2 separate regions of the Homo sapiens genome follow, and region 1 is linked to region 2. A link is a loop called in an ENCODE intact Hi-C map of the cell type or tissue named here. Cell type or tissue: heart right ventricle. All regions are shown on one strand. Each heading gives the region's core, and the rest is flanking DNA. Links, peaks and the distances in the headings are about the cores only. Region 1 has its middle 60 kb from the start of LAMA2. Region 2 overlaps LAMA2 (laminin subunit alpha 2).

Region 1 (16,872 bases), core at 4,763-12,762, 420 kb after region 2:
CTGGATATCCTTGTTAACTTTCTGTCTCGTTGATCTGTCTAATGTTGACAGTGGGGTGTTAAAGTCTCCCATTATTATTGTGTGGGAATCTAAGTCTCTTTGTAAGTCTCTAAGGACTTGTTTTATGAATCTGGGTGCTCCTGTATTGGGTGCATATATGTTTAGGACAGTTAGCTCTTCTTGTTGAATTGATCCCTTTACCATTATGTAATGGCTTTTTTTGTCTTTTTTGATCTTTGTTAGTTTAAAGTCAGTTTTATCAGAGACTAGGATTGCAACCCCTGCCTTTTTTTGTTTTCCATTTCCTTGGTAGATCTTCCTCCATCCCTTTATTTTGAGCCTATGTGTGTCTCTGCATGTGAGATGGGTTTCCTGAATACAGCACACTGATGGGTCTTGACTCTTTATCCAATTTGCCAGTCTGTGTCTTTTAATTGGAGCATTTAGCCCATTTACATTTAAGGTTAATATTGTTATGTGCGAATTTGATCCTGTCATTATGATGTTAGCTGGTTATTTTGCTCATTAGTTGATGCAGTTTCTTCCAACATTGATGGTCTTTACATTTTGGCATGTTTTTGCAGTGGCTGGTACTGGTTGTTCCTTTCCATGTTTAGTGCTTCCTTCAGGAGCTCTTGTAGGGCAGGCCTGGTGGTGACAAAATCTCTCAGCATTTGCTTGTCTATAAAAGATTTTATTTCTCCTTCACTTATGAAGCTTAGTTTGGCTGTATATCAAATTCTGGGTTGAAAATTCTTTCCTTTATGAATGTTGAATATTGGCCCCCCCTCTCTTCTGGCTTGTAGAGTTTCTGCTGACTGATCCACTGTTAGTCTGATGGGCTTCTTTTTGTGGGTAAGCCGACCTTTCTCTCTGGCTGCCCTTAACATTTTTTCCTTCATTTCAACTTTGGTGAATCTGACAATTATGTGTCTTGGAGTTGTTCTTCTCGAGGAGTATCTCTGTGGCGTTCTCTGTATTTCGTGAATTTGAACATTGGCCTGCCTTGCTAGGTTAGGTAAGTTCTCCTGGATAATATCCTGCAGAGTGTTTTCTAACTTGGTTTCATTCTCCCCTTCACTTTCAGGTACACCAATCAGACGTAGATTTGGTCTTTTCACATAGTCCCATATTTCTTGGAGGCTTTGTTCGTTTCTTTCTACTCTTTTTTCTCTAAACTTCTCTTCTCGCTTCATTTCATTCATTTGATCTTCAATCACTGATACCCTTTCTTCCACTTGATCAAATCAGTTACTGAAGCTTGTGCATTCGTCACGTAGTTCTTGTGCCATGGTTTTCAGCTCCATCAGGTCATTTAAGGACTTCTCTACACTGGTTATTCCAGTTAGCCATTCATCTAATCTTTTTTCAAGGTTTTTAGCTTCTTTGCGATGGGTTCAAACTTCTTCCTTTAGCTCAGAGAAGTTTGATCATCTGAAGCCTTCTTCTCTCAGTTCGTCAAAGTCATTCTCCATCCAGCATTGCTCCATTACTGGTGAGGAGCTGTGTTCCTTTGGAGGGGGAGAGGCACTCTGATTTTTAGAATTTTCAGTTTTCTGCTCTGTTTTTTCCCCAACTTTGTGGTTTTATCTACCTTTGGTCTTTGATGATGGTGATGTATAGATGGGGTTTTGGTGTGGATGTCCTTTCTGTTTGTTAGTTTTCCTTCTTACTGTCAGGACCCTCAGCTGCAGGTCTGTTGGAGTTTGCTGGAGGTCCACTCCAGACCCTGTTTGCCTCGGTATCAGCAGCAGAGGCTGCAGAACAGTGAATATTGCTGAACAGCAAATGTTGCTGCCTGATTGTTGCTCTGGAAGCTTCATCTCAGAGGGGTACCCAGCTGTGTGGGGTGTCAGTCTGCCCCTACTGGGGGGTGCCTCCCAGTTAGGCTACTCCGGGGTCAGGGACCCACTTGAGGAGGCAGTCTGTCCGTTCTCAGATCTCAAACTCCATGCTGGGAGAACCACTACTCTCTTCAAAGCTGTCAGACAGAGACATTTAAATCTGCAGAGGTTTCTGCTGCCTTCTGTTTGGCTATGCCCTGACCCCAGAGGTGGAGTCTACAGAAGCAGGCAGGCCTCCTTGAGCTGCAGTGGGCTCCACCCAGTTGGAGCTTCCTAGCCACTTTGTTTACCTACTCAAGCCTCAGCAATGGCGGGCACCCCCGCCTCCTGGCCTCACTGCCACCTTGCAGTTAGATCTCAGACTGCTGTGCTAGAATGAGCAAGGTTCCGTGGGCATGGGACCCTCTGAGCCAGGCGCAGGATATAATCTCCTGGTGTGCTGTTTGCTAAGACCCTTGGAAGAGCGCAGTATTAGGGTGGGAATGACCCGATTTTCCAGGTGCTGTCTGTCATGGCTTCCCTTGGCTAGAAAAGGGAATTCCCTGACCCCTTGCACTTCCCATGTGAGGCGATGCCTTGCCCTGCTTCAGCTCTCACTCGGTGGGATGCACCCACTGTCCTCCACCCACTGTCCAACACCCACTCCAGTGAGATGAACCCGGTACCTCAGTTGGAAAAGCAGAAATCACCCGTCTTCTGCGTTGCTCACGCTGGGAGCTGTAGACTGGAGCTGTTCCTATTTGGCCATCTTGGAACCGCCCCGAAGCTAACAGTTCTCTTAACGTAACAAAGTGTATGTAAGTACACACACAAAAGTTCTACATATAATCCTCACTTCATTACATTTGCCATTATAAAATAACCAACAAACAATCAAAAACAGTAGTAAAGATGTCTAGTTGTATTGATTTTCTTTTCTTCTAGGGTTCTGCCTCCCATCACATTTAATTAATTTTAAATAGCATTGAGAGAGCATAGACTGCATACTTGTCACTGTTAAATTGATCTCACCAATATTTCCAAATAGTCTCTCTTGTCCTAACAATTTATAACTCTATTCAGTTTCTAAATAAGAACCAGTTGAACGGCAGTGAGGGGCACGGCTGAAGCAGTAGTCCTGGAATGCTATAGGAAAATCCACTGGGAAAAGCCTAGTTTGCCCACGGCTCTTCATGGCTTTTGAGGGACTGATTTTTTTGTCTTTGAGAAAGCTTATAACTGGAGAAGAGGGCCTTTAGGCAATTTCTCTTGGGAATAACAACCACAGATATTGTTAGAGAAAAATGACTGTCTTACCTTCTTTGTCACAAATCGGGGTTAAAAAAATTTTTATCGTCAGTAGAAGTAAAAACACAGTTCTGCCTGCAGAATAAATGCAGACAATACATCAGCTTGCCTTAACTAATATTCCAAGTTACTCATCAGAAAAATACTATCATAGTTCAGCTAATTAAATTGTCAATTAACTGGGTACATGATTCCCATTTGCTGTTTAGAATAACTTAGAAAATGATATATTCAAAAACTCTGAGATAATGATATGAAAATATTCAGAGTGATAGCAATTTTATATCAACAGTCCAATTTTCTATACAGATTTTTTGTGAAACATTTATTTTCTTCATAAATGTTCCAATATTCTTGCTTACTATTTCTACCTTTAAGGAGCACAAAAGAAAAGTTCAACCAAGCATTTTCAAATTTTGTATTCATATAATAGCAAAGATCCTTAGATAGCTGATAACCAGTTTACTAAACCAGTTGCTGGAGATAAGTCTACACTTAGTTGTATTTATATATAACACAGCAAATTATAAGCAGCTATTTAGGGTTTCTACTTCACCATTTCTGAGAATAAATTTGCAAAGTCATATGTGCATGGTGTAACTGTTCCATTTTTGTTGTGTTCAATAATACACCAAGAACATTCCAGTGATTGGGGCTTGCCATATCACATTACCTCATATGAGCAACATCTCATTTATAGTGATATGCAACAAATTCTTTCCATGCATACCTCATGTTATTTTATAATCACAAAGATCTCATTGATGCAGAGCTGAGCAAATCGTTGATGGCAGAGAGAAAATAGTGGAATGTCAAAAGAAAGGTCATAAAGATGTCTGGAAGAGAAGAGTGGTGAGAGAGGCACCTCCCAACTCTGATTAATCAAAAAGGTGCAGGAGTTAGGGCTGTAGAGAGACTTCAGAATCATTTTTCCACCCACACGTGGACTCTTTAAGTAGCAAGCACTTAATGAGTATACGCTGAGCTTTGGATTTAGCATTGTGAGGGATACAAATACACAGAAGGCCCGATGGTCAGGAGTTTACAACCTATTGGTGACATCATCACTAACACACAAAATCATTAAAACCTAACGAGTGGTACTGATCTAAAAGCAATAGTAATTTGAATTCAAACAAACACAGTAGGGCTGAAGGTATCTTTTTGCACTAGATGGGAACTTAGAGGCCTTAAGTGTTGGTTAAGATCTGGTGAGAATAAAGAAAAACCAATAGCAAGCACAGGAAATAAATACACAAGATTAGGTTGATATTAGGTATCCTTATAGAGATAATATTCAGGTTTTAATCGACTTGATTAACATGACTTGTTGGAGAGAAAGTAGGTAAGCATTTTAAGCAGAGGAAGGAGATTAAAAGTTGTCTACATAAAAAAAAAAGATCAGACACTAAATTCAGATACTGATAAAGAGCAGTGAAAGGCAAATGTTTGTGATCATGGAAATCATAAGTATTTGCCTTTCATGATATAGGACAAAGAAAGATAAAGGCAACTAACATTTATGTGTGCTTCCTATGTCCAAACAATGTGCCAAAGTGTCTTATTCAAGCTGCAACCACAAAAGACATCAATGGCTTCATTGCAGATTTCCATGAGGGTATCCCAAGGTTTTATCTCAATATCCTACCATCAATTGAGACCAGGCTACAACTTTAGACATGAACCCCACTAGGTGATATCACCACTGTGTGATAATGGAAGAGAATTATTGAACAGTAAATGACTTATACTACAATATGGAGTAGCTCTAGTCCAACCCTCGGAACTATTTCTCCTGGCCTGCCTTCCCATGGCCAGAGGCAATCCATACATACCAAAAGTCCAGCCTCCAAAACTGCTTCTGTCATTTCCAAGTCTCAGAACTTCCTCTGCTGTGGTTGCGGTGCCCATTCAAACCTTGCCACAGTCAGATTTAACACAGTATTGAAACCTATTTTTTTCAGGAAGAAATTTCAAGCAAGTGCTTTCCTTCCTTTATCTCAGCGAATTCCCTACCAAACCTTCAGTATCCTCCACATGTCTAATCTATCTAAAATGATAACCCCTGCTCCCGTCTCCAGGCTTTTCAGCCTTTAGAGACTTCATCTCCCAAACAAGGCTGGCAGCCACTCAGACCTATTGGCTGTTGACCAGACTATCAAGCTGTTTTGTCCTTCTGTGCCATTGAGTAACTTGATGTATTCTTTTCCTGTCTTTCCCATAGAATCGGTTTATGCATCATCTCCACAGTAAAATTTAGCCTAACATCCCAAGGCAGATTTAATTTTTGTTCATTCTTTTAAAAAATGCTGAGTACTCTTCTGTGCCAGTCAGTAGTCTAGGAACTGGAAATACAGTGCTAAATAAGGCAGGTAAGATCTCTCTCTGGCCTGCAAATTGAGAATCCATTCTGAAAATTTGAGACATAAGAGCTCTTTCATCAATATTTCATGTGTATTCTATGCATACCTCTCCAAAAATATATGGTAGTGTATTTTTTATTTCCACATCTCCTTCTCAATATACTGTAAGCAACTTAATAACTGACACTGTGAATTCCTTGAGAATCTCCAGTGTCCAGAAAAGTACCTGGACCATACTTCCCTACCCAACATCCATGGGCAATGCTGTCATCTGTCAATGTTGAAGGAACCATGTTGAATAAATTGATTTTTTCCTATATCTAAAGGCTTTTTAACATTTTTTTGTTATTATCTTAATAATAGCACCTCTTCAGAAACAGCTGTTTCTGTTTTCCAAATTTGAATAAAGTTCCATCCTCTAAACCCAATTCTAAAGAGTTTATTGTTTTTCTTCTAAGGACACATTCCCTCTGAGGGTAGGTACTTTATGAATTCAAGAAACATCATACATCACTTGATAAATTATTACTTAATTCAGATGTATTGATTGATTTCAAGTCTGTCCTTCCTCATAAATATTTTTCTTCATAAATATTCACATTTGGGGTTTTGTGTCTTTTTTGGCAGTGTTGTTGGGTGTTTTTTTTTATTGCTGTTGTTTTGCTTATTTTCTCACACATCTTTCCTTTGTCTCTGGAAACAATGAGATGACCCAAAAAGAACATAACGCATCAGTAATCCTATTATATGTTCATTCTTTGTCTATCTTTTTAATTTTTTTACTCTAAGTCAACAGTTTCTGCTTACTTCTCTAAGGTTTGGATTTTTTTGGCTTTGCAAACTTCTGTTTCTTAGTTTATACACTCTAACTTCTGAAAGAAAAAAATGACTTTTATTTGTACAATTGTATCTCCACCAATTTTCTGTAACTTAAGCTGTCACTTTCAGCTGCTGAGTCAAAAATGTTCTGCAGGGATGATAGCAGCTTCTGCTCATCACCTTTTTTCCTGCACAGGTGGAAGCCAAATGCTCTGCACCAAAAAAATACAAAGAGAGATTTTAGGACATTATTTTTCTGGGGCAACATGACTGATGTCACTTTGTATTCTTTCTAGCCAATTTAAAATCTATATTTTGCAATCGATTTTTCCAATTTCCTTATAATTCAATACATGGTTATGACATAAATCCTTATCTTAAAAAAGCACTATGTCTAACATCCTTTTAACTTTGTAATGTCTAAATAATGAACCTGCTTTTCCTTCCTAAATATCATCCCTTCATTGTTTAGATATCTCACTGTACCTTCTACCTTCCTAAGGTTGTTCCTAATGCATTTAATCCAAACTACCAAACACATAGTATCAGAGCTGTATTGCCCCTTCTCCTTCCACCGAAATGTGGTTGCCCCAGGTAAGATCCTTCAATTGTTAAACTAGGTAACTAGTGATTTGAATGAGTAATTTTCATTCAAGTTTCCATTTGTAACTTTCACTGGTAAAACTTTGGCACATCTATATCACTTACTAATATCATATGGTTGTTCCCATCACCCAGTTTCAAGTTTCATTTGTACTTTAAACCACTTCATTTATTTACTTTGAATATCAAGATAGTATTTACTTACATAACAAAAGTGTAACTTTTTGTTGTCTTCTCTACTCAGCTGCTGATGCCTACCTGTTCTTCCTCCATAACCCCTGAAGTGGCACTCAGAGATCTTCCAAATGTTGTACTTAAATATATTACAGGGATGCTGATTCTCCCGACAATCATATTAAGGAATTATGTGGAAACTAATTCTCTCACCACCTTAAATAGGAAGAAGCTGGGCTGCAAATAAAAATGTGCACTTTTTATACAAAATAAGTTAGTGGTTGGTCTGAAAAAGGAGCCCAGGGAATTCACCTCCTGTGTTAGCATATCAGTCAATAAATTAATTTTTATTTTCATTTAAAATAGGATTGAAAAAACGTTCAGAAAGCAATTCTGAAAGATAAAATTCAGAAATCTATCAATGCTATATCAGAGGGAAGGTTAATTTCACAAATGTTTATATAAGAATTCTTTGTGATATGATTCCACAATTTGTTAAAAAAAATAAGTTAGATTCTAAGAACTGTAACTCTGTATCTCAAATTGGAATCTAGTCTAGCCAGGAGAAATGACATAGAGTTCTTTTGGAAAAGAACAATGGTAAGTGACATTATAATATTCACAAAAGCTTTTTTTGACCATTCTTCCTAGGTCCAAACCTATCTTGTCCAAAGCTGACATTTGTATATTAATTCATTCAATAGTTACTTACTGAGAAGATATTATATGCCAGTCCCCAGTAAACAAATTAGACACAATCCCTTCCTCATGAAGATTTCAGAGAAAACTTACAATCTTTCAGAGGAAACAGAAGATGAGAGATAGCATGGTACATTAGAAAATGTGTTTGAAGTTTGGCATGCTGGTGTGTAAGTCGGAGGTGATACAGGAAGGAGCCAGAAAAAGATCTAGGACCGGTGTGGAAAATGAAATAGAGCAAACTTTTACTGTAAAAGGCTAGGTAGTAAATAATTTGGGCTTTATGGACCATACCATACCTTGCGGCAACTTCTACTCAAATTGGCTACTGTAGTGCTAAAGCAGCTTTGGGCAACATGTACATGAATATAATTCATTGAATGTGTAAATCAGTTCTTAGAGAACTGACATCTTAACAATATTTAGTCTTCTGACTCATGAACACAGTGTGTCTCTCCATTTATTTAGCTTTTTGTTAATTTTCCTCGGCAATATTTTATAATTTTCAGGATACAAGTCTTGTCCATTTTTTGGTCAGGTTCTTCCCTAGTTTATATTTTTGATGTAGTATTTTTAAGTAGTATTATTTTATGCCATTTTCCTATTTATTACTAATATGTAAAAACATAATTAACTTTACATATTGATCCTATATCCTGCAACATTTCTAGACTCCCTCGTTAATTAGAGTAGCCTTATTATAGGTTCCATGGGATATTCTTCCATCATGTCAGCTACAAATAATACAACTTCTTTTCCAATCTGGATTCTTTTTATTTCTTTTGCTTGCTATGTTGTATTGGCTAAAATCTGCAATACAATGTTGAATAGAAATGATGAGACAGAGTATCCTTGCTTTCTTCCTCATCTTTGAGGGATAGCATTTAATCTTTCACCATTAAATATGGGGTTAACTGTAGGTTTGTCATAGATGGATTTTTATCAAGTTGAAGACATTCCCTTCCGTGATAGTTAATTTTATGTGTCAACTTGTCTAGGCTATGGTGCCCAGTTATTTTGTCAAACACCAGTCTAGATATTCCTGTAAACATGTTGTTCAGATGTGACTAACATGTAAATCAGTAGATTCTGAGTAAAGTAGGCTGCTCTTCATTATGCAAATGGGCCTCATCCAGTCAGTTGAAGGCCTTAAGATAAAAGACTAAGGTCTCCAAAAGAAGAATTTCTGCCTCCAGACTACCTTCAAACTCAAGACCACAACATCTTGCCAGAAATTCCAGCCTATCAGCCTGCCGAATTTCAGACTTGCTAACTACTACAATCAAATGAACTAATTCCTTGAAATGAATGTCTCTCAATCCATGCCTTTCTGCATCCATCCGTTTATTCATCTATCTATCCATCTGCATCAGTTCTGTTTCTCTGGAGAATATTGACTAATATACCTTCCACTCCTATTTGCTGAATGGTTTTGTTCATTTTTTTGCTTGTTTGTTTGTTGAGACAGGGTCTTGCTCTGTCTCCCAGACTGGAGTGTGGTGGTACAATCTCGGTTCACCACAACCTCAGCTTCTTGGGCTCAAGAGATCTTCCCACCTCAGCTTCCCAAGTAGCTGGCACTGCAGGTGCACAGCATCACAACCAGCTAATTTTTGCAATTTTTTTAGAGACAGGGTTTTGCCATGCGGGCTGGGCTAGGCTTGTCTTGAACTCCTGGGCTCAAGCAAATCTGCCCACCTCACCTCCCAAAGCATCTGGAGCCATGGCGCCCGGCCTGCTGAGTGTTTCTAATAGTACTAGAAGCTGGATTCTCTTAAATGTTTTTTTCTGCATGTATTGAGATAAGCATGTGGTTTTTCTTTTTTAGTTTGTTTATATAATGAGTCATATTCTCTTACTTTCAAATGTTAAACTAAACTTGTATTACTGTCATAAGCACCACTTTTTCATATCACTTTATCAATTGTATATATTATATTTGATTTGCTACAATTCTGTTACTAATTTTAAAATCTACATTAACAAGGGATATTGTTCTATAATTTTTTCCCTGTAATGCATTTGTCTGGTTTATCAGAGTAATACATTTGTCAAAGTAATGCTGGCCTCAAAAGAATAGGTCAGAAATCCTTCCTCTTCAGTTTTCTGGAAGCATTTGTGTCACCATACTAAATCCACTCATTAGTTCTAGCAGGCTTTTGCTTTTGTTTTTGCTTTATTTTTACAATGTTTAGAATTTTTTTATGTATACAATGTGTCATGTCATCCTCAACAAAAAAAAATTTACTTCTTCCGTTCTAATCTTCCTACTTTTTAAAAAAATAACTTTTTTAAAAAATTAATTTTTTTGAGCAGTTTCAGGTGCACAGCAAAATTGAGAGTAAGGTACAGAGATTTCAACATTATCATCATCCTTCACTAGAATGGTACATTTGTTAACAGTTGATGAACCTATACTGACTCATTATTATCACCAGAAATTAGTTGTTTACACCAGGGTTGTATATGTAAATACAATTGCAGTATCATATAGAATATTTCCACTGCCCTCCAAATTCTCTGTGTTTTGCCTTTTCATCCCTTTTCCCATCGCCACCCTACTCCCTGTTTTTTTCTTTTTTTTTTTTCTGTCCCCTTAGTTTTGCCTTTTACAGAATGTCATATAGTTGGGCTTACACAGTAGGTAGCTTTTTCAGATTGGCTTCTTTCACTTAATAATATACATTTAAGTTTGCTTAATGTCTTTTCATGTTGTGATAGCTCATTTCTTTTTACCCATTAATAATATCTCTTTGTCTGGATGTACCACAGTTATTTAACTACTGAAGGACATTTTGGTTGTTTCCAAGTTTTGGCAATTATGAATACAGCTGCTATAAACATCCGAGTGCAAGTTTTTGTGTGAACATAGTTTTCAACTCCTTTGTGTAGAGAGCAAGGATCACAATTGTTGGATCAAATGATAAGAGTGTGTTTTGTTGTAAGAAACTTGGCAGATTGTCTTCCACAGTGGTCATGCCATTTGGGATTCCCATCAACAATGAACAAGAGTTTTTGTTGCTCCATATCCTTCCCACCAACAATGAACAAGAGTTTTTGTTGCTCCACATCCTTGCCAGTATTTGATGTTGTCAACCTTCTGGATTTTGGCCATCCTAATAGGTGTCTAGTTATATAGCTCATTGTTGTTTTAATTTGCGTTTTCCTGATGACATGTAATGTGGAGCATCTTTTCATATGCTTCTTTGCCATCCGTATATCTTCTTTGGTGAGGTTTCTGTTAAAGTCTTTAGCCTGTTTTATAACCTAATTGTTTATTTTCTTGTTGTTGAGTTTTAAGAGCTCTTTGTGTAGTTTGGATAACAGTTTTTTTTTAATCAGATGTATCTTTTGAAAATTTTTTCTCCCAGCCTGTGCTTTGTCTTCTCATTCTCTTGAAATAGCCTGCTTTTATTCTTTTTGTTTAACTTTCTGGCTAGGACTTTCAACATTGACTAGAAGTGCTGAGAGCAATGAGTGTCTGGTTTTTCATTTGAATAACATATATATTAGTGAACGACTAAGAGTTATATTATGTTAATTGTAGGTTTTTCACAGTTGTCCTCAATCATGTTAGGAATGTTTCTGTGTACTCCTAGTTTGCTGGGATATTTTTTTCTTATGAATTAGTGTTGAATTTTATTAAATAATTTTTGTGCATCTATTGATCATATTTTTCTTTAATTTTTTTGATGTGGTGAAATTACATTGAATGATTTCAAATAATAAATCAATCTTGCGTTTATGGAATAAACTGCCCTTGGTCATGATTTATTATCTTGGTTACATGTGGCTGCATGTGATTTGCTCATTATATTGGTTTACAAAGGTTACCGTAACAAAGTACACAAACTGGGTGACTTCAGCAAGAGACACTTATTCTCTCACAGGTCTAGAGACTTAACTTAGCAACATTTAAATGGCAAACTTTGTCCTGAGCAAGGGGCAGGTGTTGAAGTCTCTTCTCATTTTCTTGGCCTCCCAGCTCTGCTTTCCTTTGGATTCTTTTGAATCTTGCTGGTCATGTGCATATTTTAGGAATTATTGAAGGACTTAAAAGAAGTGTGGGAAGAATTGGTATCCAGAATTTAGCGGCGGATATCCCTTTTCTGTGGCTCTCTCATTCCTGAGACTTTCCCCTCAATTTCTGTCTGCTCTTGTCTTTTTCAGCCTCTGTCCTTTCAATACAGTAAGAATGGAAATTTTTATTTGACCTCTATTTCTCTACATGTCTCAGGAAATTGGGAAGTACCCTTGGGGGAAAACCAACTAAATAAAAGTATTACCTTCTTCACTTCTTGTCTTTAAAAGATTGTATCCCATGAAGTTTCTGGTGCTTTTCATTGCTTTCTAATATCTTCAAACAGTTTTTTAAAACTAGAGGTGTAATGGTTGTCAATAGGAGGGTCAGTTTGATAAAAGTTACTCACCGTTACTGGAATCAGAACTCTAATCAATGTTCTTTGGTTAAAAAAAAAAATCAGGCCAGGCGCTGTGGCTCTTGCCTGTAATCCCAGCACTTTGGGAGGCTGAGGCAGGCGGATCACTTGAGGTCAGGAGTTTGAGACCAGCCTGGCCAACATGGTGAAACCCCCATCTCTACTAAAAATACAAAAAATTAGCCTGGCGTGGTGACACGTGCCTGTAGTCCCAGCTACTCGGGAGGCTGAGGCATGAGAATCGCTTGAACCTGGGAGGGAGAGGTTGCAGTGAGCTGAGATAGCACCACTGCACTCCAACCTGGGTTACTGAGTGAGACTCTGTCTCAATTAAAAAAAAAAAAAAGTTTCATAAGGCAACATCTCCATGATTCCTGTATATTAATTTATTTTTATAATAAAAATGAACTTAATACATTCACTTTATCACCTGATTGTTAGAGTTTAATTTTATAAAGTTTTTATTGTATAATATGTCAAAAGTATTTTTAAAAATAACATTCAATGACTACTAATGAGGCTCAAATATATGTTCCTTAATCTTTAACATAATTTCATAATTTTAACAGAAAATAATTTAACATAATATAAATTTTATCACAATGCACTAATGTAATTCCTTCATCTCTAACATTATATAAAACATAATTTAAAATACTAAATGAAAGAAACTTCTTACTCTGTCCATGTTTCATGGGAATTAGTATCCCTTATATCATGTCCCTGTTTTGTGCAGACAACACATTAACATCCTTAAATTATTTAGAATGTGATGTAATTAAGGGAGGTCCAATATTTATTCTGAACATAGAAATATAACAGACCAGAAACCAGACCTGGGGAAGAGGGAGGCGAAATGCCATGATTGAATTGCTATTGTGCTAAATGCTATCCCCACAAAAAGCAAGACTTGACTAGTGATTCCTGCTCCTCTTTTCCTCCTCTCAATTTTCTTTATGTACTTTTTCATCTATCAAATAGACTTCTCTCAGACCCATTGTATTAGTAAGATTTCTCTCAACAAACAGTACCCTTAGGATATAGAGAAAGATGTATGAGATGATTTAATATCAGAATTGGCTCATGTGGTTATGGAGTCTGAAAAGTCCCATGATAATCTCTGCAAACTAGAAAACCAGAGAAGCCATTTGGCTCAGTCCAAATTCAAACACCTGAGAACCAAATATGAACTCTGAGAATGAAGCCAAAGTCCCGAGAACTGGAAAGCCACTGGTAAAAGTCCCGAGTCCAAAGGCCAGAGAAACTGAAGTTGTGATGTCCAAGGGCAGGAAAAGAAAGGTGTCTCAGTTCCAGGAGAAACAGGAATAATTTACCTTTCCTCTGACTTTTTGTTTTATCTGGGCCCTCAACCAATTTGATAGTGCTGGCCCACACTAGATGAGGGTGATCTTCCTAACTCAGTCCACTGATTTAAATACCTATTTCTTCTGGAAAAATTTTCATAGACATACTGATATGGTATGGCTGTGTCCCCACCCAAATCTCATCTTGAATTGTAGTTCTCATAATCCCCATGTGTCATGGGAGGGACCAGGTAGAGATAATTGATTCATGGGAGCCGTTTCCCACATCACGTTCTTGTGATAGTTAGTTCTCATGAGAACTGATGATTTTACAAGAGGCTTTCTCCTTCACTGGGTACTCATTCTTCTCCTTCTTCCCATCATGTGAAGAAGGAGACGTTTGCTTCCCCTTCAGCTATGGCTGTAAATTTTCTGAGGCCTCCCTAGCCATGTGAAACTGTAAGTCAATTAAACCTCTTTCCTTTATGAAATACCCAGTCTCTGGCAGTCCTTAATAGTAGTGTGAGAATGGACTAATACACATACCCTCAAATAGTATTTTATCAGCTATCTAGATATCCTTTAACCCAGTCAAGTTGATACTAAAATTATCCATTATACCCACAATAAGTAGGAGACAGTTGACCACTAACTTAACAAAAATGACGATGAAATATTTTCTTTTAATATATAGGAAAATTATATTCAGGAATGATTAATTAGATACTATTGATTTTCTGCACATTATTTTTACTCTGGTGCGGGGAAAGATCATAGAATGCTATTCTGACTTGCATAATACTGAGAATAAGTTTCACCATTGCATTCTCATAAAAAAAGTTTGTAAAGACACTAATGTGTTGCCACAATATGCTGGGTTCATGGAATGCATAAATGAGCTCAAAAAATATATGATCGCTCTCTAACTCATCTTCCTTCCCCCAAATTTCTCATGCCTATCCCTTCATCTACAGTTTTATTGCCAGATCTTTAAAATGCCTATCCCTTCCTCTATGATTTTATTGCCAGATCTCTAATATATATTTTATAACACCTCTAAAACATAGTAACCTCTTATATAGCAGTGTAGGATAGTGAAGAGCATGAACTTTGAAGCCAGAAGGACCTGGATTCAAATTTTAACTTAAGCATGTATGAAATATATGTGTTTGAGGAAGTTGCTTCAACTCTCTGGGCTTAATTTTGTTATGTGTAATATATGAGCACTAACACACACATCAAAGTGTTTTTGCAAATAGTAGATGAGATAACAATTGTGCAAATCTTCTGGGATATTATCAAGGCTAATTTTTATTTCCTAACTTCCACCAGCATTAAAAAAAAACGATGTAGGCTGGGAACGGTGGTTCACACCTGTAATCTCAGCACTTTGGGAGGCCGAGGCGGGTGGATCACAAAGTCAGGAGATCGAGACCATCCTGGCTAACATGGTGAAACCCCATCTCTATTAAAAATACAAAAAAATGAGCCAGGTGTGGTGGTGGGTGCCTGTAGTCCCAGCTACTCAGGAGGCTGAGGCAGGAGAATGGTGTGAACTCAGGAGGTGGAGCTTGCAGTGAATTGAGATCGCGCCACTGTACTCCAGTCTGGGCAACAGAGCGAGACTGTCTCAAAAAAAAATTATAAGCCTATTTTATATATTATAAATTAAAATACTAATTTCAATTTGACTCCATCAAGCACATTGCTGACACTCTCCTTAAATTTGTTTTACACACAACGTGCCTCAAAACTGATCAGCTTTCGGTTTCCTTTCTTAGATAATTTAGCTACTCTGCCTAACCTTCAAGGTCACCAAAAGCTGCTTACATCATTCCTATCCAACATTTTCCCATTACTTCCCAAGGCCCACTATAAACTTACAGGCATGCACATCTAGGCCTTCATCACTTTGAAAACATGCTCTTTTCATTTATGCAGATGCTTCCCGTTATTCTTCAACACTTGGATCAACTCTCAGTTCAAAGAAAACCTTTTCTGATTATAAAAACCTTTATTGAGCTCTCTTGTTTCAACTCCTAAAGCACCTGTGCAACACTCAACTTTTTCATGCATTTCAGTATTACAACTATCCCTCTGTTTGTTTGCAAACTCCTTAAAGACAGCAATCTTCTTTTATGGACTTTATAACTACATATGATGGATTAAGTAAAGTGCTTTAATTTTTGATTTATAAATAAAAAAATTAAATAAGAAAATAAAGATCGAAAGTCAGCCGTTGTTATGTAGTGTTGTGGTTTGAATTATGTCCACCCCAAGAAAGAAGATGACTCTCCACAAGCCAAGTAGAGAGGCCTAGAACAGGTTCTTTTATCATAGCCCTCAGAAAGAACTAACCTGCTGACACCTTGATTTTGGACTTCCAGCCTCCAGAATGGGGAGTTTAAGCCACCTAGTCTCAGGCACTTTGCTTTTGCACCCTAGCAAACTAATATGTATGGCATTTTATCTTCCCTAATGTTCCCATAAAAACAGACAGAGCACTTGGAGTACGACCATCAAAAACCATGGACAACCTCTACATCAATACTGGGTGGTAAGTTATCCTCACAAACCTTAAAATACTAATAGGTGAGGATATAAACTGCAAGAACAAGACCCACATAGCCTGGCTGGCTGTGCAGGAGGAAGCAGAGGGAAGGCACAAGGACTTTTGAGAGCCACGGGATCTAGAGAACACCCAAGTCACCAAGCTTTGGAAAGCGTGGAAAGCAAATGTTGGACAAGTAACTGATTTAGAAAAGGACTTAACAGGCTTCAATTTGCAGGTACAATCTAAGAAAACATGGTAAGGTCAGATGGTGTTGGAGTAGTCAGAGCCCTCTGAACTCAGTAAAAAAATTAAAAAACTAAAACTAAACAAAAACAAAAAACAAAGCTCAAGCAATATGCCTTCGAAAACCTGCCGGCGAGTAGAATCAAACTGAGTAGGTGAGCAATAGGGCAAAGAAAGAGAAACATCACTTGATGTAGGGGGGAAGAAAAGAGCCATAAGGTCTCAGAGAGTACAAGGATGTATTTGTTTTCAAACTTCACCTAGCTAACAGAAGAAGGATATCTAAAATTATGAACCTTGGAAATATAATATTACCCATGCCTTTCTCCTAAGAATACAAGAAAATGAATCTCAAGCATGAACAATAAAAAGAATTATAGTCAAATCACATGTAAAATTATTGGAATAAAATGGAGATTAAAGAGAAGGTTTATGTCTCCATAGACAATGAAGACAGTATCTCCCACTAGAAAGACATTCCTACAAACCAGTTACCTAATCTTTAAAAATGAATCCAAAGAAATTAAGAAAATGTTAGAAGCC
Region 2 (8,000 bases), core at 1-8,000:
GTACTGGATGGAGGAGGAAGAACCCTGATTCCTCTTAGTGTTCCACAGAGAATGGCACATAGCTCGCTACGGCTGATTAAACAGGATTTTAAATTGCAGCTCTGCAATGTCTTCTAAGAGCTCATTACATGGGGCTCTATAAGGAACTTAAATTCAGAAAACTCTGATTCCCCTAATCCACTGAGAAATGGCCTTATTCGAATGTCTTTTCACATATAAAATAATAAATATCTGCCTGGACTACAGCACTTGGCATTATTGTGAGTAATGAGGGGTGAACCTATGTGGAAGATTTTAGGTTCTATTAAGATAAACATTCAAAATTTCACACAGCATGCTTCTTCAGATCAGCTACACATTTTCTCAATAAAAGGATTCTAGAAAGGCAGGAGAAAAAAAAGTTTTATGTTGTATATATTTCAAACAAGGACTGAACTATTTAGAATTTTCTAAATTAATAAATACGTTTGAAAGGAGGTTTGGGAAGAATATTGGGACATAGGCCTATAATGTTCCAAAATTTTGAGCTTTCAAATCTATTTTGATTATTTAAAATTTGAATTACATGCTATTTTTCTTGAATATGGCTTCTCTAAAAAGGAAAGAAAAATATCAACTTAATATATGAAATCACCACATATGCTCAAATAAAATACATTTTGAATTAAGGATAATTTTCCATTTTGTCAATAAAAAGAGTCAAAGTGTGTATAATTTGAATGTCAAAGCTGTTACGACTATAGATGAAGTAGAAAAAGATCACCTATGATACTTGATTTGCTAATGTGTTTTTCATACCTATTTATAATAAAGTCACATATAATGGAAACTTGCAGCACTCCCCACCTTTTTGGCATCAGGCATGGGTTTCGTGGAAGACAATTTTTCCATGGACACAGAGGAGGGGTTTTGGGATAAAACTGTTCCACATCAGATCATCGGGCATTAGATTCTCATAAGGAGCGTGCAGCCTAGATCCCTCGCATGCGCAGTTCACAATAAGGTTCCTGCTCCTGTGAGAATCTAATACCACCGCTGATCTGACAGGCGGTAGAGCTCAGGCAGTGATGCTCACTTGCCTGATGCTTACCTCCTGTTGTGCCGCCCAATTCTTAACAGGCCACAGACCTGTATAGCCCGGGAGTTGGGGATCCCTGACATAAACTAAAATACTATGAGAGAGGAATTAGAGGTGGGAAGGGGGAAAAGAGGAACAAATAAATACGCAGAAAAATAGGGGCTCCTCATGCAGGTCAGCGATAATATAAAACATGAACTAAGGAATAGAAATAATTTACCCTATTCTGCTGAGGGCTAATAATAATAGCGATAATAGTAAAACATTGTTTTAGCTCATATTTCATAAAATGATTTTTTTCTAAACTCTTTTGTGTATCTCTGATACTCATGTTTGCCATTATTACAACGTATTTTGAATTGCCTGAAAATTGTCATGAGCGAAGCTGTTTTACTTCCATTTAAGTTGTGTGAAACACGGACCATTTAAACAATTTTCAGGATACTGTTACTAGATGTTTTTTTCCCAAGCCACAGTTACCCATTTACACAATATTAGAATCAATGTCTTTTTCATTTACCCTAAAGGTATGCGTTTATGATCACATTTATATAACCAGTTAGTCAAGTACTTACTTAAGTAATTCTGTCTTTCTTTATTTTTTGACCTAGAGTCTTGCTCTGTCATTCAGGCTGATGTGGAGTGGCACCATCTTAGCTCACTGCAACCTCCTCCTCCCAGGCTTAAGCAGTTCTTGTGCCTCAGCCTCCCGAGTATCTGGGACTACAGGTGTGTGCCATCATGACTGCATAATTTTTTGTATTTTTTGTAGAGATGGGATTTCGCCATGTTGGCCAGGCTGGTCTTGAACTCCTAACCTCAAGCAATCTACTCACCTCCGTCTCCCAAAGTGCTGGGATTACAGGTGTGAGCCACCACGCTCAGGCTCTTAAGTAATTCTTAAAAGGATTGCTTAAGATATCACTCTGCAATTTAGAGGATGCACCCCTAGGAATATTAACTTATTCTTTTTAAAATTTCTTTCCTTCTATTTTTCCTTCAACTCCACAATCTTTCCATAAGCTGTAAAATCAAGCTTTTCCTGGTGTTGTTTCCAGTTGTGTCTTCCCCAAAGAGTACATACCATTGTGTAAGAGACTTTGCAATGAGTCAGTTACAAGACTTCTTTTCTGAAGGATGCTATTATTCAGGGAAAAAGCTTTGAGAATATTCTGAGTATACGTTGCCCTTTCCTCTTGCTTTAGATAAAGAATTCTCTGCCTCTTCTCCATCTGTCCACTCCTCCATGTTCCAGGTGCCGCCTTCGTTTTGTGCCTCCTTGCCCTCGCTTCTGCACTCTCTTAGAATCCCTTCAGTATCCTAACGTTTACTCTCTCCTTCAAATCCATTACCAAGTAGGTTCTCATCAAGCATCTGAATTCATCTCTCTGACTTCAGTTTTTTTGATAGGGAAAGTTTAATGAGCTATTTCATATGTTGTTGCACTTCCCTAATGAAGATTCCCCAGTGGCTCTGGGATCCCTAACGTCATTCAAGTTTCCGTGTAGTTTCAATGCCTCTAGGATCTATCTACCCCTGTGTTCACAAACTGTGTGTAGAGGTGCCCCAGGGTGCTGCAGTGAACTCACAAAGGCACAGTGGAATATTGTAAACATTTGAAGGACACACAGCAATACTAAATATCTGTTGGGCACTGCAATAACTAATTCAAGGTGGTTCACAAGTTGAAACCTTAGAACATGCTATATTCCACTTAAGAATGTTCTCAACATTTTGAGCCATGTTTCTGCTTACTTGTACTTTAGGCCACTTTATATCTTTATTAAGAAAGGTTTTCAGAAGAGACTGTAATTAAAAGCAAGAACTGCACAAAAGTCAATGTGGAAAAGGAAATAAGGATAGCATTATCCAATCTGATACTCAAGTTTGAGAAGGTATATACTACCCCAAAGGTACCACATCCCATCAGTAAGTGATTCTGGTTATTTATGAAAAAAATTATTATTTTCTGTCCATTTTCTTTTTAAACAATTGCTAGGTTGTTAAAACATGAATATTTATTAAGTTGTTTGGCACTAACTACTTAAGAAATAGAACTGTGGCTTATTTCTGTTGGTCAAGGAGGCACTATGAAAAAATTATGAATACGCTATGAACATTCTGAACTGAGAATGTCTGGGTATGTCTGATCTAGCCTCTTTTTATATTTATCCATTCTGTTACTTGGATTTTTAAAAATGAATTTTCCTGCCAGAATTCTCATTCTTATAGTTCTCTGACCATTCAAACACTTATTTTCTTTGTTTGTTTAGCTGATATTTGACTAGTAAGAAGACTAAAGAAAAAACAGTTTTTTAGTGATATTTCCAAAGCCTGATGCAGAGTCAGTGGCAACCACAGTAAATAAGGGAACTAAAAGATTCCAAACAGGGAGAACTCTATATAAAAAAATTCATCCATTAACATTCATTGAAAAATTCTAACAAAATATAAGTGGTCTTGGTAAGTTATACGTACTGCAAATAACTGTAATTTTCCACATTTTTGGACTTTGCAGACTCATTTATTAATTTTACGAGTCTTTCATAAAATTGAACATCTTTGAGACTTTCAAATTAGTTCATTTTGGGGACAATATTGATTTCTCTGATTTTACAGAGCACTGTGTGTTCAGCCAATAGAACATTTCATTTTCTCCTGCTATTTAGGAACTAATCTGTCATTGTTCTCTTGGCTAGAGAAATATGGTTTTCCACAGGTAGGAGTAAGTGCAATTTTAGTTCACTTTGAGGCAATTCTTATATTACTGGATGGATTCGACTATATTTACTAGGGATGAAAATTATATCTCTTTTCAATACAAAGAGAAAGTGAATTTAGTGAGAGCGGTTCATTCCATTTCATAAGGGTCTCCAAAGGCTTGGCCTTTTCCCTCTTTCTCCATATCTACTAAGGCAAATTCTCTTCAGGGAGATTCAGATATCAAATTGAGAAGGCACTGCAGGAAAAAATTTACCTCCATTCCTGGAGATGGTTCTAGGCTAAGCCATTCACTTTCCTGTTCTTCAGCTTCACCCCATTAAGAAAAGAAGAACACAAGTAGCTGTTTCCCATGAGTACCTGTTTTAATTCTACCTTCAGGGGGAAAAACCAGCTTGTTTGCAAGTAATATTATAGTTACTATGCAATATATAACCTAATGTCACAAATAACAATACAGTGTGCATGGTGCACATTGCATTAAAGATTTAATGAGGCAGGAAAGTTTTCCCACATGACTGGAGAAGGCTAAAAGGTAATTCATAAAACTAAGCTTCATAAAAGAATTTAGCAGTAGGCTACTTGTGGTCTGGCCTCTTTTTTTTTCCCTCTCAATCTCAAGAAATATGAATTGAGGAATGAAGGATGGGATAACCTATTGAGGATAATGTTTCTGGAGAGGAAATCCTTTTCATGAAATAAGCCTGGAACATTTGGTTCTCTGATGTCAGATTATCATCACTGTTATTTCACTAAATGGAGTGTAAAACCTAATATTTGCTTTTGCTTACCAGAGCAAATATTTCAGGAGGGATACACAAAAATCAAATGAGAAAAAGGCTTTATAATACTGAGCAGGATAAATTAAACATATCTGTCAATTTCCATTTAGGATCACAAACAGGGCAAGCGATTCATCTTCTTAGATCCCAAAGCCCGCGAGCCTTAAACTCTGAAAAGGTATCCCTCCCATAGAAGTGTTTATTCATGCATCTATTTGTAGAGCTCTCTTTTATCATAGAAACAGTGTTTTACTTCAAGGTTTTGTTATTTCCTTCAGTGTATGTATAAATTTGAGTTAAGAACAGATTTCTCTTCTTTAAAAGCTCGATAATTATTAGAATAGAACATAAACAAGAGGATTGTAGAATTAGAAAACAGGCAGAATTTACATGAGAGGTTTTAAAGTTACATCATCCTTAATGCATAGAAAATGAACCAGAGTTGTAGGTGTCGAACAGAGACAACACATTCTAGAAAAGTTGGTTTAGAAGGGAATAAACTGAGTTATGCAGTCCAGGGGATATAAATAAAAAACCTCGAGGAAAACATCCTGCCTGCCTGCATTCATTTCTCTCTTCCACCTTTTTTTTCCTTCCTATCTGCTTTTCCTGCCCTCTTTTTTTCCTGTTACCCATCTTCTCCTTAGCTTTCTTCTTCATCTCCTTCTCCTCTTCCTCCTCCTTCTTCTTCTTCTTTTCTTTTTCTTCTTGTAGCCATTAGACTGTTTTGATAGCATTTCTTTTCACAATAACTATGTCCTTTCACACGTGCATTAATTAGAACTGGTTGGGAAAAGTCCTGAATTTGGGATTTTTTTTTTCTTTTTCAATGTGACCACTACAATCAGTTTAACCTGATAAGATAACCTGTATTGGGTGACCTAAATTGCAGAAGTATAAAAAGTAGTGATGAAAAGTATGAATGTGACAGAGTCAAGGACATAGTTCTGGAACAGACCACCAGAGATACTGCCTCAAGTGTAACTAACACTGATTGCTTATCAGTGTCCTAGAAGCTCAGCCCGTCCACTGCTCACAGGATTACTCACTCATATTTTTTCTTCCTACATTTCATATAACTCCACATTCTCATAAAATACAGCCTAGACAATATTTATATACAGTGTTTCTTATCGTTAAGGCCAAGAGATATTCATTATAGTGTTTTGATTGGCAAGGGGAAAAAGAGTAACTGTGAAAGGCATATAGAGAGGAATGAGAGGCCAACATGAATTTCTCATACAAATTTTTGTTAAAATGTTTATTCACTGGAATAGCACTGACCTATCTTGAGCATATGTTTTGTCTGCTGTGTAACAAAGTAAGGCCCAATTATACTTTCCATGTACTCAGCTATAATTCAAAGTAAATAGAATTTGAAGAGTTTGATCAGGTAAGAATGCTTTTGGCTGCAATTGAAAACCAGACAATTAGGAGTTCTCATATAACAAGAAGTCCAACAAAATGTGGTAGGCAGACAAAATTTTAAAACAAATGGATTAGCTTTTATTTTCTTATTTCACGTATCTTTCCCCAACACAGATCCATTTGAGCACACTTGAAAATATAAATCTCCTATGAATAGATTTGCAAAACATCACATAGAAGAAGATGATGTGCTTAGAAAGGCAACATTCCATATAGGAAATGAGTATTTAATGTTTCCTTTAAGTTTTCTGACTTAGCGTACTACTTGTTACTTTATGACATACACTGATCAAATCTTGAGTTGAAATAGTACAATCTCAACAGATGTGAGTAAATGGTAGTGGTGAAATTCTCTGAAGTGCTTCGTGCTGTTAGGCCCAGACCCAAAAACAGGGTCTTTGCAACAGCTGTTTGTTTTCCATTTACTAACTTATGTTTGGATGAAACATTCCATTAGCACTTTTACTATGGGCTAGATTAATTTGTGTGTAAATATTCAGTGCAAAAAATACATGTTATCCATAATTAAACATTGATCTAATCAAATAAACCATAAGTTATAGTTTTATATTAATACAGAGATTTCTTATTGACTAGGGTTCAAAATTTTTTCAAGGTCTCTGCCAAGAAAACAAAAAGCCACACGCTCATAATATACAACATCAATGCTGATTAAAATAACAGAAAAAATTTTAATCCAAGTTCCTTTAAGCTAAAGAGAAACAGGCTTGCTATTGTCAAATAGATAACAAATGAATAAAAAGAAAATGTATAATCCTTGTGGAAAATTTATGTAACAAAGAGATATCAGCAATGCAATTTTCTTTTTAAATGAGAATTGTAGTTAACCTTTCACTTACTGCTTAAAGATTTTGTCTTTAAGGATATTCATCATGTTGGACAGTAGATGGCTATGGTATGGCCCTTTCTACTTCTGTTGCAAAGGGAGGAACAATAGAAAGTATAGAAAACAGAGTTCTCATCTTGCCTTGTAGGCAATCCTCATTGCTTACGTACACCTTCCACAACCCTGGATATGGCCTAAAGTGCTAAATATGAGTTGAATGAATTTCAGGTTACATTATTCAGATGGAGGGCATTTTGAAATAGCAGACAACGTATTTCCCAGAAAAGCAGAAGCCAGAACACCAACCTTGGAATACTATTTTGATGTGATGCCAAGTGGTATTGATCTGCCACTATTCCCTTTTCACTCTTCCCTCATTCGTGAACTCTGCAGGTGATTCTTTCTTACAGCAGTAGAAAGTGGTTGTGAATTTTAGAAGATAAGAATCCCAAAGGTGCAATGGATACTAAGTCACACTCCAGAGGAGAATCAACAGGGTAATAAAATACATTTTAAGTGTCTTCTTCCAAAATAAACAGGTAAAGGGTTGTGTTAGTTGTTTGACATGTCTGTTAATATTGGAGTCATATATAAATCACACAAAAAATTAAGCTCATTTCTGGAGATTTTCCAGAGCTGGTTGTGGATTTTGATTCTGCCTTTAAGCACTACAAGGCCCTTGGGAAAGTTAATTTTGCTTTCAGAGCATCAGTGAATTTTCACTAAAATGAGACGAATCACACCTACCTCCGAAGTTTGCTCTTAGGATGAAATGAGAAAATAAACATAAAACTCCCCACTTGGTACCTAGCACATAACATGTATTCAATAAATGTTGTCATACTGTTTTAATAAGTATAGTTTTCAAAATTAAAATACTGTAAACATTTCACACTAAAAACCTAGTGGTTTATTTCATAATTCTAAATGCACTTGAAAATCCCACGTTTTGGGGAGAGATCATAGTGATGGCCCAATTCAGATTTTATTCACGTCTTAATGTTTCCCTATGGAATTTTGCATAAGCATCTTATAGATAGTAGATCTTGCATAAGTATCTGCTGAATTTTAATCACATTCAACACCATATATCACTTCAATGTATTACACATAGAGAAGGCATAAAAAACTGGGATAAATTTGT

What was found. Peaks named below come from ENCODE experiments on the same cell type or tissue, not always from the same donor. Only the 100,000 strongest peaks of a DNase experiment are listed, where the experiment ranks them.
Region 1: it touches region 2 in a loop (2.2-fold over the local background); 3 of 110 quality-filtered maps call a loop at or near these places.

What each region holds. Positions count from the first base shown.
Region 1 is chr6:128,815,197-128,832,068 of GRCh38, reverse strand. No RefSeq gene overlaps it. Among named protein-coding and RNA genes, the nearest start is that of LAMA2, 60 kb to the left of the region's middle. In heart right ventricle, for the core only: no CTCF peak of the experiment used is centred there; DNase peaks (open chromatin) are centred at 5,239 and 9,493; H3K27ac peaks cover 782 bases.
Region 2 is chr6:129,241,133-129,249,132 of GRCh38, reverse strand. The region is part of intron 12 of LAMA2 (laminin subunit alpha 2); the gene reads right to left. Among named protein-coding and RNA genes, the nearest start is that of LAMA2, 360 kb to the right of the region's middle. In heart right ventricle, for the core only: no CTCF peak of the experiment used is centred there; no DNase peak of the experiment used is centred there; H3K27ac peaks cover 2,827 bases.